Regions from separate parts of the Mus musculus genome. Here region 1 is linked to region 2. Evidence: chromatin contacts called from ENCODE Hi-C or POLR2A ChIA-PET data. All regions are on one chromosome and are shown on one strand. Each heading gives the region's core, a stretch centred on a gene start or an enhancer-like site at or near the end of the contact. The rest is flanking DNA. Distances are from core to core; before and after follow the strand shown.

Region 1 (2,884 bases), core at 212-2,711, 200 kb before region 2:
ACACCTCAAAGCTTTTCTCTCAATACAAAGCAACCACTAAATACACACAAAATACTTATTTGTTAATAATTTCCCTGGCTTATCCAACGTGCAATGCACACGACTTGAAAGACTACAATTTGGGGGTGAGTGTACACAAACTCAATTATCTTAAGGACAAGGAGAGCCTCCTGGATGTATGCTTAGGAGAGAAGTCCTAGTTCCCAAGAAGGCCAGGCGAGGGCGCCATCTCCTCGAACTGGAGTTATAGGTAGTTGGGAGCTGCTGCCATTTGGGTTCTGGGAACCTAACCCTGGTCCTCTGTAAGAGCAACAAATGCTCTTAACGGCAAGGCCATTTCTCTAGCTTCCGCTTATCATCTTTCACTGGGTCTTATTATATAAGTTTAAGTATAATAAAACCCCAAACTCCAACCCAAACCAAAAAACAACAAAATACAGCAACAACAAACCAAAACAAAAAATACACAATGCCAGGTGGTGGTGGTGGTTGTGGCGGCGGCTGCTGGGGCAGCTGCGGCGGTGAACACCTTTAAAGCTAGCACCTTTAAAGCTAGGCAGAGGCAGAAGACTCTCTTGACTTCCAGGCCAGCCTGGGCTACAGAGCAAGTTCCAGGATGGGCAAAGCATAAAGAGAAACTTTGTCTTGGAAAACCTTAATAAATACATAATTAATTAAAAAAATAATACAAATAAGGAAAATAACAGCAAATGAAAACTATATACATTCTGATATCCCTCTAAAAAGCTTTGCACCACAGCCGGCAAGGTTTGAAAAGACTTGACACCTTGTCATGGCATGCAAGTAAATCAAGGTATTCTGACTTTACAACATAAACTGCATCCTCTGACTAAGGCTGGCCTCTACATGTCACTCCACAGACTCTTCTGCAAAGGAAAAAGTGGTGGTGGGGGAAAGCCCCATCCTTTTTGCTGCAATTGACAGGCTGTCCATCCAAGGGGATCCCAGAGGCTCATTTGGAAATAGGAACGCCTACAGGGAGACCCCAAAGGTGGCAGGTGTGCCAAAGACAGAGGGACCTGGCTCGAAAGGGCCAGCGCTCTCCACTGAGCCTAGCCCTGCCAGCTTGTTTTTGACTGTGCTTGTTCCGAGCGCGCGCCTCCTGTCACCATCACGTGGCCGCCCCTCCCCACCCCACCCCTCGGCCGGTCTCGTGGCTCCGCCCTCTGCGCCGGGACTTCTTTCGGCCTCCTTCAGAGTCACAAGATCTCTCAGTGGGCTCCCACCTTCACGATCCTTCCGCCGTCCCCGCCTCCACATTAAAATCTCTTTCGGTTTTATTTATCTCGGCCAGCTTGTATCGTCATAAGTGGTATATCCTGTCCTGTCTGGAGAGGCTGAGACTCTGGCCATCTGGCATTAGGCTCGGAGCGTAGTAGAGACCCGAATAGGGACTCTTTTTCATAGCGGAGGCCCCCGCCGCTCGAGACGCTTCACGCCAGGGGGAGGTGCTGCGCGTCCAAGATGGCGGCGCCCTGTAGGCTGGAGGGACTGTGAGGTAAACAGCTGAGGGGGAGGAGACGGTGGGTGAGTACGGGGGGTGTTTCCCCTTCTTTTCCTTGTGGGCTTTTCGGGGCAGCTCTGGCAGCGTGACCTCACGCTGTGGGGCGCTGCGGAGCGCGTTAGCCGAGTCGGGGGTCCGGGGAAGGGGGTTCGGGGAGCTTCTTCCTCGCCCTCATCGCGCGCTGGCTCCGGCAGGGCTCGGCTTGGGCTGCTGGGGCCCCGGGGAGCTGAGGCGGGCCTGCTCCGTCCGATGGCATGGCTGGCTGCAGCTCCGGGCCCGAGGTGGCCCCGCTAACCCGCCCCCCTCGCTTGCTGCGGTGACAGGCTCCCGCGGGGGTGCGCCGCGCAGGTCAGAGACCCCGGGCCCGGCACGGGGACCCGGGGGTGGGGTCGCGGCTCGAGCCTCTACTGCAGCCGCCGGGGCTGGGGGTGGAGAATGAATGAAGGCCGCCTGTGGGCACTGGAGGCTGCCCGGCGCCCGCCGTCTCGGGGAGAGTGTGCACGGCCGAGTGCTTGGCTCTGGGTGTACTTGTGGGTGTTTAATTGATGCTGGAAGACAGTTACCTCCAAGTCGGCAGAGGTGCTCGTTAGCGACAGCTACCTGCCCAGCCACTGCTGAACGCTCATTCATTCATTTGAGGACCTGGAGGACCCACTGCCTGCGGTCCCAGACACCTTTTTTAGAACCCAAGCACTTTCTTTGTGTTGTGGGTTAGAAGAGTTTGGCTTCTCGCGTGTTGGATTTGGAATGAGAGAGACGTGGGGATGGCGTGGAGTGTGGTCGGCCAGTAATCGCAACTATCGTTTTTTTTTGTTTTTTTTTTTGTTTTTTTTTTGTTTTTTGTTTTTTGGAGAGGGGGAATAGGGGGTGCCTGTGTGACCGAGCACTATTGAAAGTGCTTGGTAGCCATCCTGTCTTTGGTTCTGGACAAAGGAGAAGCAGTCTGCAGCCTTTCTAAATGAAGAAACTGAGGCCTGGAGAGAGTGGAATAATTTGCCCAAGGTCACACCCCCCTATTCTGAGACAGCACTGGAATTGAAGTCCGACTGGTTCCATTTGTCTGTTATTTGATTAAAGGTGGCCTATTATTAAGTGAGTGTAGTTAATCATTTGGCCAAGGTAGGGATATGTGTGTGTGTGTGTGTGTGTGTGTGTGTGTGTGTGGTGAGAGATTTTGAACAGGGTGCATTTGGTTTGTATGTCTTAAGCTTTTGTTTCTTACAGCACGGTGTATTTGGTAATCCAAATTTGGTTACAAAGTATTTTGTATTTTTCCATAAAACCGGTGGTATTCACTGAAAAAAAAAAGGCTGAAATCCTTACTTAAGAAAACGAATATGGAATTAGCACTTCACTTTA
Region 2 (2,999 bases), core at 29-2,528:
CCTACTGCATATACATACAGAAGGTATAAATAAAATAAAAGTAAGTTTTTACATTTATAGACTATGAAAAGGAACATCGCTCACTAAAGTAAACCATGTTTGAAAATGGTTACATTAATACAACAAAAATTAGAAACTCTACAGTTCAGGAGCAAACTTGGGTTATATGAAGTTGAAGGCAGTAAATTTATAGAGTTACAGAGACCTTGGACTTGGAAGTCTAAGCACCTGATGCTCTCCGAGGTTTTATTTTTCATCACACTTCCAGATTTAAGAGCTGTCTACCCAAGGAGACACAAGGACCGTTCACAATGAAACCGTCAAACAGGTAACGAAATAGATCAGTTTTTCTTCTCAAAGCAAAAGTGGCGCGAGAGGAGGGCGCTTGCATTACAGAATGAAAACACAAAGCCAGCCCAGGGCCTGGGGAGTTGGCCCCAGACAATAGGAGCAACGGTAGACAGGTCAGGGGTTGGGTCAGCTGCGGGGTGGAGTCACAAGAGTTCCAGAAATCCCGGGGCTAACGGCTCTAACTGTTCCATCCACCAGTAATGAAGGAATGGATAGCGGATCCTGGCTGGGGGGGCGGGGGTGTCTAGGAACAGTGAAGACGCTTGCACGACTTTTTAAAAGCTGCGGCGAGGCTAGCCCCTTCATTAAGAGTTGGATGCACATGGAATCCTAGAGCCGGGTGCAGGCCAGCTTCCCTTGGGATCCGTGGCGCGTCCGCGGGAGAAGCGGTGGAGGCGACTTACCTTGAGGAGGCAGCTGTTGAGAGGTGCGGGTACCGAGGTGCGGTGGATCACCAGATCCTGGCCTGGGTTGTGCACATCGCAGATAAGCTCCAGCACGGCGACGCTGCGAGCCGTGGACACAGACACGCGGTGGTCCTCAGACCAGGAGAGCGGCTCTAACCCGCTCACCGCGTATTGCAGCTTCACGGCAGGCTCCCGCCGAGTCACCATGAGGCGAAACGAGGCGCTGGGCCCGGGGGCCGCGTCGGCAGCCGCCTCCTTCCCGCCCCCTTCGTCCTTCTCCTCTGCGGGCGGCGAGGGCTCGTCGGCCTTGGGCCCCACCAGGGCCTGGTCCGCCTCGCTCATCTTACTAGGAGCGAGGAGGTCGGGTTACCGGCACACTGAACGCTCGCCACCTTGCCCCGGCCTCTCCCAGCGCCCTCCGCGCCCGTTCACTCCCCGCAGGCCCCGAGCGCCACCGAGCCAGAAAGGACCCCGTCGTTGCTAGGCAACGCCACCCTGCTAGATGGCCGTGGAGCTGCCTGTCTGGAAAGTGCGCTCCGGTAGGGCTGACCCGAGGCGCGCCTGCAGACACGCGGAGAAGGTGGGCGCTTCAGAGAGTCCCTTTCCTAGACACTGGGTGCTAGGTCCGACTAAGAGCCCACGGGAGAGTGAGCCTCCGTGGGTGACTGAAAAGCTGAGAAGACCAGCGTGGTGGCTAAAGGAGACCCTGCTGGGTGGGCGGCGCTCGGCCTCTTCCGGTTTCGGAGGCGTGTGAGGCCTCTTGTCTCCCGCCGGTGCGTGCCGTCCCGGCTCCCGGACCCGGAAGGGGCGGCGGCGGACCGGCGATAGTTGCGAAGATCCTCCCTCTCCACGTGCTACCTGGGCTCCCTGCTGGTTCCGCGGCTCCGCACTTGGGCTTTGGCTACTGTCTGCAGCACTTTGCCTGACCGGCCTTCCAGGACGTGCTTCGGACGCACTCAGGTCCAGATGAAGCGGGTGAGTGCAACCCCAGCCCGGGAGGTGCCACAGTGATCAGGTCCGGTCGAGTTCTTTAAGATGTCCAGAGGGGCTGCCGGGCTGCTCTCGGAAACACGTGAACGAGCGGGGAACCCCGCCTTGGGAGCAAGAGACCGGCGGGCTCCTGAGATTGTCTGAGAACTTAGGTTAGAATTGCAGGCTGTAGTAACTAGTCAAGTTCTTGAGACTAGCTGGGGGGAGGGGGGGACGGGACGGGGGACTAGTCAGCATAAGGATTGGAGGCTGGGTGTATCCAAGCTGGAAAATAATGCCTGAGACATGAGGTCTTAACTGTCGGGAGCCAGGTCTTCTGCTGGCAGGAAGGGTCACTTCTGTTAGGAATGGAGACTGGACTCGGTTCTTTGAGCTTTTAAACGGGACGTTTTCATCCACGTATCCGTTCCCTCGAGAGGAGAAAAGTGACTCTTACAGCAAAAAGATGGTTTTAGGGTTGCTGGTTTATCTTCTTGAAAGTGGGAAGATGTGATAGGAGGCTTCATCCCCCTCACCCAAAAGATAATAATGAAATACAAATTGCCCAGCCAGTTTCAGGTCAACCAATGCTTTTAAACTCCTTTGACTAACACACCCACTGCCTAGTTGCACCTTGGTAGAAGGAAGGAGGGACCTTATTAAGCTTAGAAGGTGATGAGTAAGGACTCTTCAGCAAGCCATTGGTATAGTTGAAACTATGTGGGAGGAGAAATACAGACAACCCTCCGGATAGTGGAGGAGAGGGCATAGGATTTACTGTAGGGTAGACCTGGGCTGGTATAGATGTCAGCTTTGGAATACAGTAGTCTATGTGACTTGGGGGGAGTTAGTCTCTCCTATCCATAAATAGGAACACGAATTTGTTTTATAGAAGATTGTTATGAGACTCCAATGGGATACCTGCAATAACTGCATATTGTCTGGTCCTTAGAGGCAGTTGCTATGTGCCAGTAATAGAAATAAAATCAATTGTGTTTCCTTTGAGGAAGTAGACAGCTGCCTTAGGTCAGCAGCATTGAATCAGGCTTGTGGCATATGCCCAGCCCTGTAGCAGGAACATGCATCTTGCTTACCCAGTTATGCAAGGCTTTTGAGTTCCATCCTCAACTATACAAAAAGAAGAAGAAAAAGAAATTCAAAATTTAATTGAGTGAACAGATTTTATCGTTACTTCAACTGTTGTTTCAAAAGTGATTAAGAGATAATGCAGGCTGGGTGTGGTGGCACATGCCTTTAATCCCAGCACCGAGG

Evidence for each region. A loop is a pair of places that touch in the nucleus more often than their neighbours do. ChIA-PET counts read pairs that join two places held with the same protein, here RNA polymerase II (POLR2A).
Region 1: a loop to region 2 is called in a map of heart, with 4 times the contacts of the local background. The contact joins the promoter of Tsc1 here to the promoter of Ddx31 in region 2. A Hi-C loop is called at or near these places in 1 of 37 maps with a recorded cell type or tissue (heart). POLR2A ChIA-PET finds 5 or more read pairs at or near these places in 1 of 5 experiments (embryonic stem cell).

The regions. Positions count from the first base shown.
Region 1 is chr2:28,639,772-28,642,655 of GRCm38, forward strand. Tsc1 (TSC complex subunit 1) reads left to right here and starts at 1,462. Exons shown (of 23, transcript NM_022887.4): 1 at 1,462-1,519.
Region 2 is chr2:28,839,128-28,842,126 of GRCm38, forward strand. It overlaps Ddx31 (DEAD/H box helicase 31), which reads left to right and starts at 1,279. Exons shown (of 20, transcript NM_001033294.3): 1 at 1,279-1,733. The coding sequence starts at 1,725. Gtf3c4 (general transcription factor IIIC, polypeptide 4) reads right to left here and starts at 1,233. Exons shown (of 5, transcript NM_172977.3): 1 at 756-1,233. The coding sequence starts at 1,100.